2 separate regions of the Homo sapiens genome follow, and region 1 is linked to region 2. The links are chromatin loops, found by intact Hi-C in ENCODE. Cell type or tissue: heart left ventricle. All regions are shown on one strand. Links, peaks and the distances in the headings refer to the core of each region. The heading gives the core; the rest is flanking DNA.

Region 1 (9,233 bases), core at 4,083-6,582, 60 kb after region 2:
TATTACTTATGAAAGAAATCAGCCTCAGTCATAGTAGATTCTTAGATTATGTCCAGTAGCAAAGGTATTTAACTGTGGTTTTATTTTTTCATTTTGTTGTAGGCATCTTGTACTGATGGGAGACTTTTCAATCATTTGGAGACTATTTGGCGTTTTAGCCCAGGTCTTCCTGGCTACCCAAGAACTTGTACCTTGGATTTTTCAGTAAGTCTCATAAAGCCCTTGATTTGTTCCACTTATGAGGTAAAATTGGTAAAAAGTAATCATTTTTTAGAACACAGAGGCCATAATTATATTGAATACCTTTTTCTGCATAAATGCTAATGAACATTTCTTTTTTATTCTATTTCTTGCAACCTTGAATATTCCTTCATTCTGTTTTTTACAAATCTGTAGATTGTAAGATACATGCCATGACTTTACAACCAGCTTAATAACAGTTTTAAACTTAATAATAGTTTTAAATTAACACCAAATGAAAGAACACATTGCATATAAGATGCAGAAACAGGCTAGGTGCAGTAGCCCATGCCTGGAATCCCAGCACTTTGGGAGGCTGAGTCAGGTGGATCACTTGAGGCCAGGAGTTTGAGACCAGCCTGGGGAACATAGCAAGACTTTGTCTCTAGTGAAAATAAAATTATCGGCTGGATGGGGTGGCTCACACCTATAACCCTAGCACTTTGGGAGGCTGAGGCGGGCAGATCACCTGAGGTCAGGAGTTCGAGACCAGCCTGACCAATATCATGAAACCCCGTCTCTAGTAAAAATACAAAAATTAGCCGGGCGTGGTGGCATGTGCCTGTAATCCCAGCTACTCAGGAGGCTGAGACAGGAGAATCACTTGAACCCGGGAGGCGGAGGTTGCAGTGAGCCGAGATCGTGCCATTGCACTCCAGCCTGGGCAACAAGAGCAAAACTGTCTCAAAACAAATAAAAATAAAAATAAAATTATCCTTGTGTAGTGGTGCCCACCAGTAGTCCTAGCTGCTGAGAAGGCTGACGAGCAGATCACTTGAGTCCAAGGGTTCGAGCTTGCAGTGAACTATGATCACATCACTGTACTCCATCCTGGGCAACAGAGTGAGACCCTGTCTCAAAAAATTTAAAAATAAAACATGCAGAAATAAGGTAATATATTTTTTTCATTTTTTTGCATCTAGAGTCTGGTAACTTTCTTTTTTTATTTTTTTGAGATGGGGCGCTACTTTGTCACCCAGATTGGAGTGCAGTGCTGTGATATTGACTCAGTGTAACCTCTGCTTCCCTGGCTCAAGTGATCCTCACACCTCAGCCTCCCGAGTAGCTGGGACTACAGGAATGCACCACCACACAGGCTTATTTTTGTATTCTATGTAGGGATGGGGTTTTGCCATGTTTCCCAGGCTGGTCTCGAACTTCTGGGCTCAGGAGATCTGCCTACCTTGGCCTCCCAAAGTGCTGGGATTACAGGCGTGAGCCACCGCACCCAGCCTAGTAACTTTCTTTTTCATATAATCGTAGTTATAGAAAACTTAAAGCAATTTGTGGCTTTTTCTTTGCCAACAGGTAATATGGGAGTTGTTCTCTGTACAGGCAACTTGGGCATTGAATTTTAAGAAATGGTGGCAATTTTGACTAAATTATCGTGTGCTGTTCTCAGCTCTTGAGTAATTTTCATTAAAGCATTATAGACATTAATAGGACAATTGGGGCCAAGCACAGTGGCTCACGCCTGTAATCCCAGCAATTTGGGAGGCCGAGGCGGGCAGATCACTTGAGGTCAGGAGTTTGAGACCAGCCTGGCCAACATGGCGAAACCCCATCTCTACTAAAAATACAAAAATTAGCCGGGTGTGGTGGTGCATGCCTGTAGTCCTAGCTACTTGAAAGGCTGAACCAGGAGAATCACTTGAACCCAGGAAGTGGACGTTGCAGTGATCTGAGATCGTACCACTGCACTCCAACCTGGGTGACAGAGTGAGACACTGTCTCAAAAAAAAAAAAAAAGGACAATTGGGAAAATTTGAATAAGGTCTATATAAATTAGATAATAGCATTATTATCTAGTAGTAGTAACTCCCTCTGTTAATTTCCTGATTTTGATAATTGCAGTATGGTTATTGAAGACATTAAAATAGGGAAATATGGGTAATGGGTACATGGGAATTCTTTGTATTATTTTGTAGTTTTTTTTTTTTACAAAAATGAAATTATTTCGTAATGAAAGATAAACATTTTAATATTTAGAGGATATTTGGTCCTTAAAACACAGTTCTCAAACCAGTTGTCTTGAATTCTATATGGAACAATGAGAGGGTATAAATAAAGTTCTGAAAGGGTATCCAAGGGAGAGAATACAGTCATGGGTTCTTAGTTTCTGTTTCTGGTTGGGCCAGTAAAGCCTCTTCCTCATCCCTCTTTTCCACTTAACCACTAGAGACAGAAACTAAAACCCATGGCTTCAGGCTGTTAAAAGCCTAAAACAAAACAAAACAAAACAACAACAACTACAAAATAAGGTGGATTGGACAAGCTTGTCCACATCATTGGCTACTTTAAGATTGAACCACGTGGCCGGGCGCAGTGGCTCATGCCTGTAATCCCAACACTTCGCAAGGCCTAGGTGGGTGGATTACCTGAGGTCAGGAGTTTGAGACCAGCCTGGCCAACATGGTGAAACCCCGTCTCTACTGAAAATACAAAAATTAACTGGACGTGGTGGCAGGTGCCTGTGGTCCCAGCTACTCTGGAGGCTGAGGCAGGAGAATCGCTTGAACCTAGAAGTCAGAGGTTGCATTTGAGCCGAGGTTGGGCCATTTCCAGCCTGGGCGACAGAGCAAGGCTCCATCTCAAAAAAAAAAAAAAAAAAAAAGAAAGATTAAACCACTTACACCATCTGCCCTGTGGGTTAGGCACACATGTGCATGCACACTTCCAGCCTCCTCTTCCTGCTGGTGCTTCTCAGTGATACCTATGAGAAGGATCACTTTCCTTCCTTATTTCCTTTTGTGGGATAGGATGGATCTAAAAGGGACACATTAATAAGAAGGCATAGTGATTAATGTATTCAGCAAAGGTTTTTTCCAGTCTTCTCTTATTAAGAAACAGACTTTTTCCCTTGAAATGAGATTTCATTGGCCTTCTTTATGTAAGCTTATTGTGCCAGCAATTGTGCTTGTTGCAGTAAAAGAAGATTCCCTCTTTTGTGGGGGTGCTAAAAATCCCACCTACATACATCCACACAATTCTACCTTAGATACCCAGTTCATAGTGTGAACACCACTGTCCTAAGTGGAGATTTAGTTTAAAAAAAATCTTTCTGGCTGGGCACAGTGGCTCATGCCCATAATCCCAACACTTTGGGAGGCTGAAGTGGGCAGAATTGCATTAGCCCAGGAGTTTGAGATCAGCCTGGGCAACATGGCAAAACCCCTTCTCTACGCCCCCCCCCACAAAAAAAAAAAAAATATATATATATATATATATATATATACACATATATACATATATATATATGTATATATACACGTATATATATGTATATACGTATATATATACGTATATATATACACACACACACACACAAATTAGCCACATGTGGTGGCATATGCCTGTAGTACCAGCTACTTGGGAGACAGAGGTGGGAGGATTGCTTGAGTCCAGGAGGTTGAGGCTGCAGTGAGCCGCAATTGTGCCACTGCACTCCAACCTGGGCAACAAAGCGAGAGTCCCTCTCCAGGAAAACCAAAAAAAAAAAAAAAGCAAAAAATAATTTTTTCTAAAATAATTTTCAATATTTTCCTACAGATTTCTTTTGAATTTCGATCACTTCTACATTCCCAGCTTGCCACACTCTTTTTTGATGAAGTTGTGAAGCAGATGGTAGCTGCCTTTGAAAGAAGAGCATGTAAGCTGTATGGTCCAGAAACAAATATACCTCGGGAGTTAATGCTTCATGAAGTCCATCACACATAAAGGCAAAAAAGAACTGGTGCCACCTGCTTCTGACTTTAGTTTGTTCACTTTTAGGAAGTATTTTCATGACATGTTTTCAGAAGCCAGAAAGCATTTGTTAAACGCAGCTTTGGTTATAAACCTGCACCATTGAAAATTTGCACATAGAATATAGACTCACTTGTACATAGAATTATTTCTTCAAGTATAATTCAAAATAATATGGACATTATCATGTTCTGCATTACAATAATGGGATGTCATCACCATTGCTAGAATACTGGCATGATTCTTCTGAGCAGAAGTTGAAACTGTAAATTTAAACCTTTTAATTATCACCTTACCTGAAAGAGGTTAGTTAAGATATTCACACAGTATGTATTATATTAACCATATCACACTTAAGTTATTAAATTCAGACTATTTGTAACTTATTGTTATAGGGCCTGCCGTATGGCTTAGGATATTTGAGTAATCATATATTTAAAGTAAAAACTTTGGGCTGGGCACAGTGGCTCACACCTGTAATCCCAGCACTTGGGGAAGCTGAGGTGGGCAGATCAGTTGAGGTCAGGAGTTCTAGACCAGCCTGGTCAACATGGCGAAACCCCATCTCTACTAAAAATACAAAAATTAGCTGGGCGTGGTGGCACACACCTGTAATCCCAGTTACTTGGGAGGCTGAGGCACAAGAATCGCTTGAACCCGGGAGGCGGAGGTTGCAGTTAGCCAAGATCGCCCTGCTGCACTCCAGCCTGGGCAACAGAGGGAGACTCTGTCTCCAAAAACAAAAACAAAAACTGTTAGTGAAGGTTCCCTGGGACTTTTGATATTTTAAAAATTGTTCTTATGACTAGTAGATAAATTCATTGCCATAATGAGGCTAGCTCCCAGATAAACAGTGTATTTTCTTCTTTTTTTTTTTTTTTTTGGTGAGTGGTCCAGAGCTTTAAGCTACTTTTCCAGTAGTTTGCCACTTTCTCCGAGGTAGTTTGGCTGCTCTTTCAGTAATGCTAATTGTGTGTCAAATTTTGTCTACAACAGTAGGCAACAGATGAAGATAAGTTGGTTGAATGTCTCCAGCACTATGCATCCCTATTTTCTATTTATTGTGTACACTCACTTTCAGTAATGTGTTTCAAACTGGTATTTTTTAAAAAACAAATCAATGTAAGGACTGAAGTTGAAGTAGCAATGTAATAAAGTTAATTTGTTTATTTTTTGTACAGTTAGTTTGGTTATTGAAATCTTCCTATATTGTTTAAATGTGTATTTGCATAGACATAGTAAAGTGTTACAGCATTTCATGTCTTAAAAATATCTATGAAGATATCTAAAATATCTATTTCTATGAAGAAACAGACTTTAACAAATATAAGCAAAATTCAGTTTTCTTTTAACCAGTCATTGATCTCCTGTCCTCCTTTCACTACATACCAACAACCCTCTGGCATTAAACTTCCAGTGATAGTGCTATTAACTTTGTTTCCTCAGGTCAACAAGGGACCTCAGTAATTAGTTCTCTACATAAGTATATATATGGGTATTAATTTGTTTAATAAATCTGTTTTGAGCACCTGCTTTCAATCAGACACTGGGTATAGAGTGATGAAGGATTCATATCAGCCTCTACTCATGAGGAGCCAGGTTGTGCTCTCACACAAGGTAAGCAGTATCTTTCCACTTACAGATGAGGTATTTGCCAAGAGCATAAGTAGTTTGTATATAGTTATATACCTTTTTTTTTTTTCTTTTCTTGAGACGGAGTTTCGCTTTTGTTGCCCAGGCTGGAGTGCAATGACGCGATCTCAGCTCACCGCATCCTCTGCCTCCCACGTTCAAGCAATTCTCCTGCCTCAGCCTCCTGAGTAGCTGGGATTACAGGCATGCACCACCACACCTGGCTAATTTTGTATTTTTAGTAGAAACGGGGTTTCTCCGTGTTGATGAGGCTGGCCTCAAACTCCCAACCTCAGGTGATCTGCCTGCCTCAGCCTTCCTAAGTGCTGGCATTACAGGCGTGAGCCACTGTCCCTGGCCAGTGTACCAATGTAGCTTTTTAAATAACAAAGTTTTTTTTTTTTTTTTGGCTGGGCACGCTGGCTCATGCCTGCAATCCCAGCACTTTGGGAGGCTGAGGCAGGCAGATCACGGGGTCAAGAGATTGAGACCATCCTGGCCAACATGGTGAAACCCTGTCTCTACTAAAAATACAAAAATTAGCTGGGTGTGGTGGCGTGCGCCTGTAGTCCCAGCTACTCGGGAGGCTGAGGCAGGAGAATCACTTGAACCCAGGAGGCGGAGGTTGCAGTGAGCAGACATCACATCACTGTATTCCAGCCTGGCGACAGAGGAAGATTCCACCTCAAAAAAAAAACAAAAAACAAAAAACTTTTTTTTGTTGTTTCGTTTTGTTTTTTGTTTTTTTGAGACAGAGTCTCAACTCTGTTGTCCAGGCTGGAGTGCAGTGGCACAATCTCGGCTCACTGCAACCTCCGCCTCCCAGGTTCAAGTGATTCTCCTGCTTCAGCCTCTCAAGTAGCTGGAGAGTATCAGCGCGCACCACCACATCGGCTAATTTTTGTATTTTTTAGTGGAGACGGTTTCACCATGTTTCCCAGGCTGGTCTTGAACTCCTGACCTTAAATGATCTGCCGGCCTTGGCCTCCCAGGGTGTTGGGATTATAGGCGTGAGCTACTGCACCCGGCCACAAAGTTTTTTTAAAATGGCAAAGTCATTTAAAGCTTTTTAAAAATAAGACTCAGACATTTTATTATCTCCATGTACTGTATTCTCTTTTTTAAAAAATTATTTATTTATTTATTTATTTTTAGAGACAGAGCTCCCTTTGTTGCCCAGGCTGGTCTCAAACTTCTGGGCTCGAGCACTCCTCCTGCCTCAGCCTCCCAAAGTGTTGGGATTGCAGGCCTTAGCCACCATGTCATGCCTGTATTCTCTTTTGATGGAAATAGGAACCCATACTTTATCACTCCTTTTACAAATGCCAGCCAGGTACAGTGGCTCACACCTGTATTCCCAGCACTTTAGGAGGCTGAAGTGGGTGGATTGCTTGAGCCCAGGAATTTGAGACCAGACTGGCAACATGATGAAGCCCCATCTCTACAAAAAATACAAAAACTCATTTCCCCTTTGCGAGGGTGCTCATTGGTTTATGTTAAATTTTAAGGAAGTTGTAAACTTGGGGCTAAACTCAGTTGCCTATGTCTCTCAAATTCTAGAAATTAGTACTAAAATTATCCAGGTGTGGTGGTATGTGCCTATAGTCCCCGCTACTCAGGAGGCTGAGGCAGGAGGATAGCTTGAGCCTAGGAGGTCGAGGCTGCAGCGACCCGTGATCATGCCACTGCGTCTCAGCCTGGGCAACAGAATGAGACTTTATCTCCAAAAAGAGACAAAAATGGTTCTAGTAGTGTTCTAATAGTTAACTCCAGTGTTCCCTTTATACAACAAACACAGTGATCATTTGAGTGTTAACAAATGGATCTTGGGTCTTTGCAGGTACTTAAGGCCAAGTTTAGAGTGTCAGAGTTTATATATCTGGAGTCCATCTGATTCTGCGTAACAGCATTCTAAGCTCAGACCTTCCAAGAAGGAGATAGACCTGGTCAGGAGTTTTTCTGAGGGCAATTTTACGATACTCTCCTTTTATTTTTCCTCCCCTGTTTATAAGAGAAAGAGTTCATAAGATCGTGATATATAGACCTCTGGAATTTCATGGGACTGACCACCTCAGTTTTCAAGGCTCAAGTTTTTAGGCATTTAACAAAATTATTTTGTTTTGCACACTTACATAGCACTAGATGCCAGGCAGTTTAAAATGCCTTGTAAACATTTAATCATAACTTTTTGAGGTAGATACTATTATCCTCATTTTACATAGAAAAAGTTTTATAAAGAGAGGTTAAGTAACTTTTCTAAGGTCACAGTGACTGGTAAAGACAGGATGAAAACCCCACACATTCTGGCTCTAATATCTATGCTCTCTTGTTTGCTTTATCTAGCCCAACAGTCTTGAGGCCATGACTTCTGATTCTGTGGTGGGCAGGTCTATGCAAACCTAGCCACAAAAGCTGAGGAAACTGAGAGGCAGAAGAAAGGTGGACAAATCCAGTTTCTCAGAAAGAAACATTTAATAGGGACCTACACACAGGAGCAGAAGCCATGTTTCGGGGCGGCTGCAAGATAAGATGGTGGATCCCCTGATGGATCATCATGGTCCCAGGGCTTATATACCTTAGGCAACTAAGGGGCGGGATTTGTAGTATGTGTTACAAAGCAACATCAAGCTTGTTTTGACCTAAGGGCAAGATTTGCAGTGAACAGTAGATAAAGTAGAACTCTTAGAGGCATTGTAGACTTAAAACTTGGCATCTATGCTTTACATATAATAAGGGGGAAAACAATATCATGTCTATAAACTTTTTGAAAATGGCATCTGGCCAGTGGAATCTGAGTGGAAGACTGGTGGGATGGGGCTGTTAGATAAGATTTTTCTCTTTGTGGGAGGATCCTTCGAAGAGAAATTCTCCTTATTTTTACCTGATTTGAGAACATGAAGTTTGTAGCTACATCTGCCATCTTTTCGCTATGAGGAAGAGCCAAGGTAATTCAGAGAAGCCAACTCAGAGTTCTAACATCATTAAGGGTGAATGAACCAACCCTGTAGTTGCCAACTTTGCACTTTTGGTTATGTGAGATAACAGACATCTAGTGTTGAATTCACTTTTAGTCTGGTATCAGTGGTTACTTGCAGCCGCCCTTCTGCCCCAGTCTGAACTGGTTGCTCTCCAGGATGTTGCACAGCTATAATTGCAGGGCTTCCTTGCAATCATCCTGGGACTTCCCTTCCTCTTTCCTCTTTGGGACCTGCTATTTCCTGAATTTTTGGCTTCCTCTTATTTTGATGTGCTCTCTCAAAATGCTGGGGCAAATCCACTAGTGGCTTCCTGAGAAAGGGCTAGTGAGAGTAAATTTTTTTTTTTTTTTTGAGACAGAGTCTCACTCTGTCACCCAGGCTGGAGTGCAGTGGCGCAATCTCGGCTCACTGCAGCCTCCGCCTCGCGGGTTCAAGCGATTCTCCTGCCTCACCAGTAGCTGGGATTACAGGTGCCCACCACCATGCCCAGCTAATTTTTTTGTATTTTTAATAGAGATGGGGTTTCACCACGTTGGTCAGGCTGGTCTTGAACTCCTGACCTTGTGATCCGCCCACTCAGCCTCCCAAAGTGCTGGGATTACAGGTGTGAGCCACAGCACCCGGACTCAAGTTTTTATT
Region 2 (9,201 bases), core at 6,677-9,176:
AAAGGCCAGGCACGGTAACTCACGCCTGTAATCCCAGCACTTTGGGAGGCTGAGAGGGACGGATCACTTGAGGTCAGGAGTTCAAGATCAGCCTGGCCAGCATGGCGAAACCCTGTCTCTACTAGAAATACAAAGATGAGCCGGGCATGGTGGTGGACACCTGTAATCCCAGGTACCTGGGAAACTCAGGCAAGAGAATCGCTTAAACCTGGGAGGCGGAGGTTGCAATGAGCCGAAATCACGCCACTGCACTTCAGCCTGGGCAACAGAGTGAGACTCCATCTTTTAAAAAAAAAAAAAAAAAAAAATTCTTTGTGTCCACTGACAATCCATAAACTTAAGTATATAAAATCTTGGTGAAGCACCAAGTAAAATAACCACAATCTCAACGAGCTTATTCCTGGGACTGCTAGAAAACTGAAGCACCAGCAGTTCTCAAAGTATAACCGATAGACCCATACACAAGTCTTTGAGATGTCTTTCAAAAAGTAATAAAAGTTTCATGTTGTTCATTTCTTTTCATCTCTATATGGAACTGAAATATACCTGGAAATAGCTAAGAGAATGGAATGACAATAGTAAATTTGGGCAAAGCCAATGCAAGCTTAATCAATTTTTTTCACTATTTAAAATAAATGTATATCCTAAATACCACCTCATTCAAATTTGATGTACTACCTTATATCCTTCTGGGAACATAGCATCTAATTCCTCATCAGAAAGTGGGCGATTTCTCTCATCAATTTCTCTTTCCCACCGCCAAGCCTGAAGCTGTTCAGGAGTCATACTCATTATGTGACCTACCAAGAAAAGCAAATTTTTATATAATCTATAGTACAAGACTGTATTATTACATACATTGAGATAAAAGACAGTTAAGATCAATCCTATTATTTGCTTTTATATTATAAACGCAAACCAAGACTTAAATTTGTATATCTCCTTATTCTTACTAGAAGTTGACATTAATAGTACACAGAATACCACAAAGGAAAAAATTAAATAATTTATGGAGAAAAAAACAATTATGTCCAATGAGACAGTTCTACCTGGAGTAGGGGTAGCCATGTTCATGGCTGGTGTGCCAATTGGTGTCTTTCCAGGGGTCAGAACTGGAGTGCTTCCACCCATCTGACTAGCTGGTGTTTCATCCCACCGTGATTTTCTTTTACTGGCTCCAGGAGTCGGTGTTTCACCAATAGAATCTCCACCTCGATCTGTTCGAGGAGTCTCAGCCCATCCACTTCCATGCCCAGGAGTATCTTTAAAAAGAAAGAGTGAGTAAAACCACAATTTTAATCACTGTTAAAATAATATTCTTTATTCTCAAACAGTTATACTCAAAACTATCAAGTTCTAAAATAGAATATTCCTAAAATGGTGACCCATTTAAAGTTGTTTGAGACCAGCCTGATCAACATGATGAAACTCTGTCTCTACTAAAAATACAAAAAGTAGCCAGGTGTGGTGGTGGGCGCTTGTAATCCCAGCTACTCAGGAGGCTGAAGCAAAAGAATCACTTGAACTGGGGAGGCAGAGGTTGCAGTCAGCCGAGAGCGCACCACTGCACTCTAGCTTGGGTGACAGAGCAAGACTCCATCTCAACAACAACAACAAAAAAAGTAAATTTGATGTTATGTACATTTTTCCATAATAAAAAACAAAGGGTAAGTCAGGCACAGTGGTTCATGCCTGTAATTCCAACACTTTGGCAGATCACTTGAAACCAGGAGTTCAACACCAGGCTGGGCAATGAAGCAAGACATTGTCTCTACAAAAAATTTAAAAATTAGCCAGGGGCCGGAAGCGGTGGCTCATGCCTGTAATCCCAGCATTTCAGAAGGCCGAGGGGGGCAGATCATCTGAGGTCGGGAGTTCGAGACCCGCCTGACCAGCATAGAGAAACCCCGTCTCTACTAAAAATACAAAATTAGCCGGGCTTGGTGGCGCATGCCTGTAATCCCAGCTACTCAGGAAGGCTGAGGCAGGAGAATCGCCTGAATCCGGGAGGTGGAGGTTGCAGTGAGCTGAGATCGCGCCATTGCATTCCAGTCTGGACAACAAGAGCAAAACTCCATCTCAAAAAAAAAAAATTAGCCAGGCATGGTGGCATGCCCCTATAGTCTCAGCTACTAAGAAGGCTGAGGTGGGAAGATCACTTGAGCCTAGGATGTCAAGGCTACAGTGAGCAAGACCCTATCTCTAAAGAAACACACAAAATCAAAGGTTACAGCCTACTAACTTTACTTTTACCTAAGGTTCTTCCTTAAATCTTAAACCACTTCAAGAAGTGGAAAAAATTAGGCATATGAACTGTTCTATTCTTAATCTGTCCCCCAAAAGCAGCTGGTTATTTATACGTGTCCACCCAGGAATAAACAGAACACATTTCAGTCTGTAAACATATCACTCAACATTTCACCCACACACCCATACTCCACTAGAAGTACCTCTCTCTGTTTTGGGGGTTTCATCCCATCTGTTTTTACGAGCACTGGAAGTTGCGCCTCCATGGCCTGGTGTCGCATGGCCTGGTGTATCACCTCGTCCAGGAGTAGCAGCTCCCGCTGGTGTGTGGCTAGGTGTAGGATCCCATATTTTTGAGCCTGGGGTTGCTCCAGGAGTCTCGCTTCCCTTTGCACGACCTGGTGTCTCATCCCATCTTAAGGAAGGAGTATGCCCAGGGGTCTTAAAAAAGCAAAAAAATTTTATTTCACACACCCACACAGAAATAATTAGAAAATTTCCATAAAATAAAAAACTTTAAACGAAAAATGTTTTAGTTCTATGCACTATAATTAATGAAAAGTTAGAAGACACTACCTCTACTTATAGGAAAAGATACCTACTTTCTAGCAAATGTTTATGATTAAAAACAATGTAAAGTTTCAATCCGAAGCACTGACAAAAGTCCCAGCTTAAAAAAACAAAATATTATCGATATGAATCTTTGATATGCCATTAATAGCTCTGTGACTGGGGGAAATCACTGAGGTTTCTCTATCTAGATCAGTAATCGAAGGCTTTCAGCTCTAATTACATTAGTACTTCTCAAAGTGGGGCTTAGAGACACATATTTAGGGGAGAAGGAATTCGTGTGTTCTAAGAAAATAGTCCTGTTGATGTTTTGTTTAATTGTGTGTGTTTAATTAATATAAACATGCTTTAGATCACCTATGTAATTTTTTTTTTTTTTTTTTTTTTGAGACAGAGTCTCGCTCTGTCACCCAGGCTGGAGTGCCGGGGCATGATCTTGGCTCACAGCAACCTCTGCCTCCCGGGTTCAAGTGATTCTCCAGCCTCAGCCTCCTGAGTAGCTGGGGTTACAGGTGCCTGCCACCACGCCGGGCTAATTTTTGTATTTTTAGTAGAAACAGGGTTTCTCCACGTTGGTCAGGCTGGTCTCGAACTCCTGACCTCGTGATCCACCCACCTTGGCCTCCCAAAGTGCTGGGATTACAGGCGTGAGCCACCGCACCAGGCCCCACCTATGTAATTATAACCAGATACCGTCACATGATTTCAATCTTGAGATCAGTTTGTATGTACAGTTACATGTGTACCAAATAATATTACCCTAGCTGATGCTGGCAAGATTAATGAAAAAAGATGAGAGGTGGATTTTCATTTGTTTTTTGACACAGGGTCTCACTCTGTCGCCCAGGTTGAGTGCAGTGGCACAATCACGGCTCACTGCAGTCTCCACCTACCAAGCTCAAGTGATCCTCCCATGTCAGCCTCCTGAGTAGCTGAGACTACATACAGGCGCACACCACCACACCCAGTTAATTTTTTATTTCTTGGAGAGATAAGAGTCTTACTATGCTGCCCAGGCTGAGAGGTGGGTTTAAGTAACATCAAGGGTTCCACAGTAGTTCAAACAGAGAGTAATAGTTGGACAACTGACTGCATGTAATAGCAAAAGAATCTCCACCAATAAAGATAGTATCATATCAAAGTAGCATAGAGTTGAGTGTAAAGAAAACAAAATTTGTACTTATATACTGCCTCGTAAGTATTCCACAGGATGTGTAATGTACTTTATATATTTGTTTTAAAGTTGGGAGCTCTTGGCCGGGTGCGGTGGCTCACACCCGTAATCCCAGCACTTTGAGAGGCCGAGGCGGGCGGATCACAAGGTCAGGAGATAGAGACCATCCTGGCTAACATGGTGAAACCCCGTCTCTACTAATACAAAAAAAATCAGCCAGGCGTTGTAGCGGGTGCCTGTAGTCCCAGCTACTCGGGAGGCTGAGGCAGGAGAATGGTGTGAACCCGGGAGGCAGAGTTTGCAGTGAGCCGAGATAGCACCACTGCACTCCAGGCTGAGCGACAGAGTGAGACCCCGTCTCAAAAAAAAAAAGAAAAAAAGTTGGGAAAGTTGGGAGCTCTTATAGACACAAGGACTTCATCTACCTTTATGTTTGCAAATTTGCATGGTACCATTAAACAAGTTTAAGACTCAATAGTTTTTCCCTTAAAAACATACTACTCAGGGCTGGGCATGGTGGTTCATGCCTGTAATCCCAGCACTTTGGGAGGCCAGGCAGGCAGATCAATTGAGGCCAGGAGTTGAGACCAGCCTGGCCAACATGGCAAAAGCCCATCTCTACTAAAAATAAAAAATAAAAATAAATAAAAATAGCTGGGTGTGGTGGTGCACACCTGTAATTCCAGCTACTCAGGAGGGTGAGGCATGAGAATTGCCTAAACCCAGGAGGCGGAGGTTGCAACAAGCCAAGATCACGCCACTGCACTCCAGCCTGGGTGAGAGTGAGACTCTGTCTCAAAAAAAAAAAAAAAAAAAGATTTTACTATTACTCAGGGTTGAAAAATTCTGGATTAGGTAAATAAAGCACACAAATTGTTTAAAATCTCCATTCTGGCATCTGTCCCTCCTGCTGAATTATAAGGAAAGGTGGGAAATGAATTCTATTATCTATTGTAATTCCTACAATTATGACTAGGGTACAGTTGTATTAAATGAACAGAATTTTTAAAAAAGTCTGAGTCTCTGATTTAATTTATTTATTTATTTATTTATTTATTTATTTGAGACAGAGTCTCACTCTGTCACCCAGGCCAGAGTCCAATGGCGCAGTCTCGGCTCCCTGCAACCTCTGTCTCCCGGGTTCAAGCGATTCTCCTGCCTCAGCCTCCTGAGTAGCTGGGATTACAGGTGCCTGCCACCACACCTGGCTAATTTTTTGTATTTTTAGTAGAGACGGGGTTTCACCATGTTGGCCAGGATGGTCTCAACCTCTCGACCTCAGGTGATCTGCCCGCTTGGCCTCCCAAAGTGCTGGGATTACAGGCGTGAGCCACCGCGTCTGGCCGAGTCTCTGTAGTTTTTATAAGAAAGATATCAGCATATCAGCTCTCATGCCAGGCGCAGTGGCTCACACGTGTAATCCCAGCACCTTGGGAGGCCAAGGCGGGTGGGTCACCTGAGGTTGGGAGTTTGACACCAGCCTGGCCAACACTGCGAAACCCTGTCTCTACTAAAAGTTAGCCAGGCGTGGTGGCAGGCACCTGTAATCCCAGCTACTTGGGAGGGTGAGGCAGGAGAATCACTTGAACCTGGGAGGTGGAGGTTGCAGGGGACCAAAATCATCACTCTAGTCTGGGTGACAGAGCAAGACTGTTGTCTCAAAAAAAAAAAAAAAAAAAAAAAAAGATATCAGCTCTTGTGTCTAGTTATGTGCATACAGTTAAACAATTAACAGGAGGACAAACTTCTTTCTCTTTCTCAAACTTAGTACTGAATGTCATCCATAGAATTAAAGTTACTAGTTACTTGGCTGGACATGGTGGCTCATAACTGTAATCCCACCACTTTGGGAGGCCAAGGTGGGGGGATCACTTGAGGCCAGGGGTTCAAGACCAGCCTGGCCAACATGGAGAAACCCTGTCTCTACTAAAAATACAAAAATTAGCTGGGCGTGATGGCACATGCCTGTAATCCCAGCTACTTGGGAGGCTGAGGCACAAGAGTCACTTGAGTCTGGGAGGCGGAGATTGCAATGAGCTGAGATTGCACCAATGCACTCCAGCTACCCATGGGTGACAGAGCAAGACTCTGTCTCAAAAATTAAAATTAAAATTAAAAATAAAGCTAGTAGTTACTTATATTGAACAGAACCAAATCCCTCCTACATATAACCAAGCAAATGAGAAGTCCTCACCTTAAACTAAATTGTTTAGAAATTATGTATTAGGTTTTATATATCCCTGTTCTGGGTTTGGGGAAATACTGCATGATCTGATAGGTTTTTTCTTGGTTTATAAATTAAATCTATAGCAGTCTAGGCTAGAGCTAATAGTGATTTAGACTAGGATGGTAGAGGCAGAGATCATGAAAAGTGGCTAGCTCTTTAATATATTTAAAGGTGATGCCAAGAAAATGTATATGGGTAGGATATGGGGTAAGAGAATAAGGAGTATAGGATGACTCCCTAAATGTTTTTTTGTTATTGTTGTTCTTGTTTTGTTTTGTTTTTTTTTTTGAGACAGAGTCTCGCTGTGTCGCAAGACTGAAGTGCAGTGGCACGATCTCCTCTCACTGCAACCTCCACCTCCCGGGTTCAAGTGATTCTCCTGCCTCAGCCTCCCAAGTAGCTGGGATTACAGGTGCCCGCCAACATGCCGGGCTAATTTTTGTATTTTAACTAGAGTCGGGGTTTTCACCATGTTGGCCAAGCTGGTCTTGAACGCCTGACCTCAAATGATCCACCCACCTTGGCCTCCCAAAGTGCTGGGATTACAGGCCTGAGCCACTCTGCCCAGCCCTTAATGTTTTGCTTGAGCCAAACAGACACAGGAAAGACCAGGGGAGCAGGACTGAGAAGACATGTATGCGAAGAAAATCAATAATTTTCTTTTAGAAATACTGATTTTGAAATGCCCATTGAACAGCCAAATAAATACGTCAAGCTGAACAAATACGCAAGTCTGCGGAACAGAAGCAGAGGACAGATTTGTAAGTTTGGCAGCTATCTTATACAAACGGTACATAAAGACAAGAATGAGATCCTAGGGATTGAGCACAGATGGAAAAGAATCCAAAAGACTCAGCACTACTATAACACCCCAAAGTTCAGAGGTAAGAAGAATGAGGATCCAGCAAACAAGACTAAGGAGTAGTAGCCACTGAGATTTTGAGGGGAAGCAAGAAAGACTAAAACCCAGAGACTGAGAGAGAAAAGGGTATGAAGAAATGTCAAATATTCTTGGTATGCTAAATCATGTGAGAAATGAAAATACACTTTTTAAATTTATCAATTAGGGGCCAAGTGACCTTGACAAGAGATTTTAGGTGGAATAGACTAGAACTACATAAAAAGACTAGAAATTACATAAGACTAGAACTATGTAAGCAGGGAAAGCAAGTACAAACAACTCATTCAAGGCATCTGTGGCTCATGCCTGTAATCCCAGCACTTTGCAAGGCTGAGGCAGATGGACTGCTTAAGCCCAGGAGTTTGAGATCAGCCTGGACAACATGGTGAGACCCGTTTCTACAAAAAAATAAAAAACTAGCCAGGCATGGTGGTACGTGTCTATAGTCCCATCTACTTGGGGGGTTGAGGTGGGAAGATCATTTGAGCCCAGGAGGTGGAGGCTGCAGTGAGCTATTATTGCGCCCCTGCACTCCAACCTTGGCAACAGAATGAGACCCTACCTCAAGAAAAAAACAAAGAACAAAGCACTTTGTTCTAAAAAGATATAGAAACAGGATTGTAGCTGAATGCGGATGTGAATGGGGTTAAGAGATGTTTTCTGCAGGTTTTTTGTTGCTGTTATTAAGACAAAGCACGATAAAACATGTTTGCTGGTGCTGATAATCTAGTATGGAGAAAAAAATTAATGGTACATGATGAGAGTCTCCAAGAGGGGAAGGGAAATGGTGCATAAGCAAAAGAGTAGCTTTAATTATTTATTTATTTATTTTGAGACAAAGTCTCACTCTGTTGCCCAAGCTGGAACACATTGGCGTAATCTCAGCTCACTACAACCTCCACCTCCCAGGTTCAAGTGATTCTCCTGTCTCAGCCTCCCAAGTAGCTGGTACTACAGGCACACGCCACCATGCCCAGCTAATTTTTTTTGTATTTTTAGTAGAGACAGGGTTTCACTACGTTGGCCAGGCTGGTCTTGAACTCCTGACCTCAAGATCCGCCTGCCTTGGCCTCCCAAAATGCTGGGATTACAAGCGTGAGCCACCGCACCCAGCCGCTTTATTTTTCTAGCAATGATTAAATATTTTCAAGTGCTTTCTAAAAAATCAATTTTAAAGACCTTTCTATTCAGGATAATGACAAACATAATAAAGGCACATATGACAGTTTAACATAATTAGCTACTTTTATGCAGCACTTATATCTTTTAGTCTGCAAGTATATTATTAAATGATAGAAAACATCTAATACAACCATTTCTACAGAACTAGGAAATACATTTCTAAGAAAGATTTTACAGATGCCATCGTTTTGTTTTTTTGAGACAGGGTCTTACTCTGTCACCAGGCTGGAATGCAGCGGCATGATCATAGCTCACTGCAACCTCTACCTCCGGGGATCAAGGGATCCTCCCACCTCAGCCCCCACCACCCCCCATACCCCAGTAGCTGGGACTACAGGCATGCACCACTATGCCCAGCTAATTTTTTTTTTTTTTTTTGTAAAGACAGGGTCTCCCTCTGTTGCCCAAGCTGGTCTCAAACTCCTTGAGCTCAACCAATCCTCCCACCTGGACCCCCAAAGTGCTGAGATTATAGGCATGAGCCAATGCATTCAGCCTCCAAAACAAATGTTTAAAAAAAAAAAAAGGTAGGAGAGTAGACTGGCCAAGAGAAAGGAGTAGCATTGACTATTTGCTGCCAGTAGTGAGGGGCTTAAGTTATCTATCCAGAAGATAAGGAAGACCACTATATCATACTCAACCTCCACAATGTAACATACCTACAGGTCTGTATTTAATATTCTAAAAAGAACTTTCCTTATTCCATAATATGGACTAAATTGCATGCCCCTCAAAATCTGTATGTTGAAGTCCTAACCCCCAGTGTGACTGTATTTGGAGACTGGGCCTTTAGGGAGGTAAATTAAGGTCAAATGGGGTCATGAGGGTGGGGCCCTAATCTAGTAAGACTGATGTCCTCATAGGAAGAGCATGGACAACAGAGCTTGCTGGCACAGAGAA

Evidence for each region. Peaks named below come from ENCODE experiments on the same cell type or tissue, not always from the same donor. Only the 100,000 strongest peaks of a DNase experiment are listed, where the experiment ranks them.
Region 1: a loop joins it to region 2, with 2.0 times the contacts of the local background. A loop is called at or near these places in 31 of 110 quality-filtered maps.

What each region holds. Positions count from the first base shown.
Region 1 is chr2:197,469,968-197,479,200 of GRCh38, forward strand. It overlaps COQ10B (coenzyme Q10B), which reads left to right. Exons shown (of 5, transcript NM_025147.5): 4 at 103-204; 5 at 3,790-5,343. The coding sequence ends at 3,957. It overlaps LOC124907951 (a long non-coding RNA gene), which reads right to left and starts at 3,074. Exons shown (of 2, transcript XR_007087903.1): 1 at 2,874-3,074. In heart left ventricle, for the core only: no CTCF peak of the experiment used is centred there; no DNase peak of the experiment used is centred there.
Region 2 is chr2:197,407,320-197,416,520 of GRCh38, forward strand. SF3B1 (splicing factor 3b subunit 1) reads right to left here. Exons shown (of 25, transcript NM_012433.4): 7 at 2,451-2,688; 8 at 1,050-1,262; 9 at 679-800. Among named protein-coding and RNA genes, the nearest start is that of SF3B1, 23 kb to the right of the region's middle. In heart left ventricle, for the core only: no CTCF peak of the experiment used is centred there; no DNase peak of the experiment used is centred there.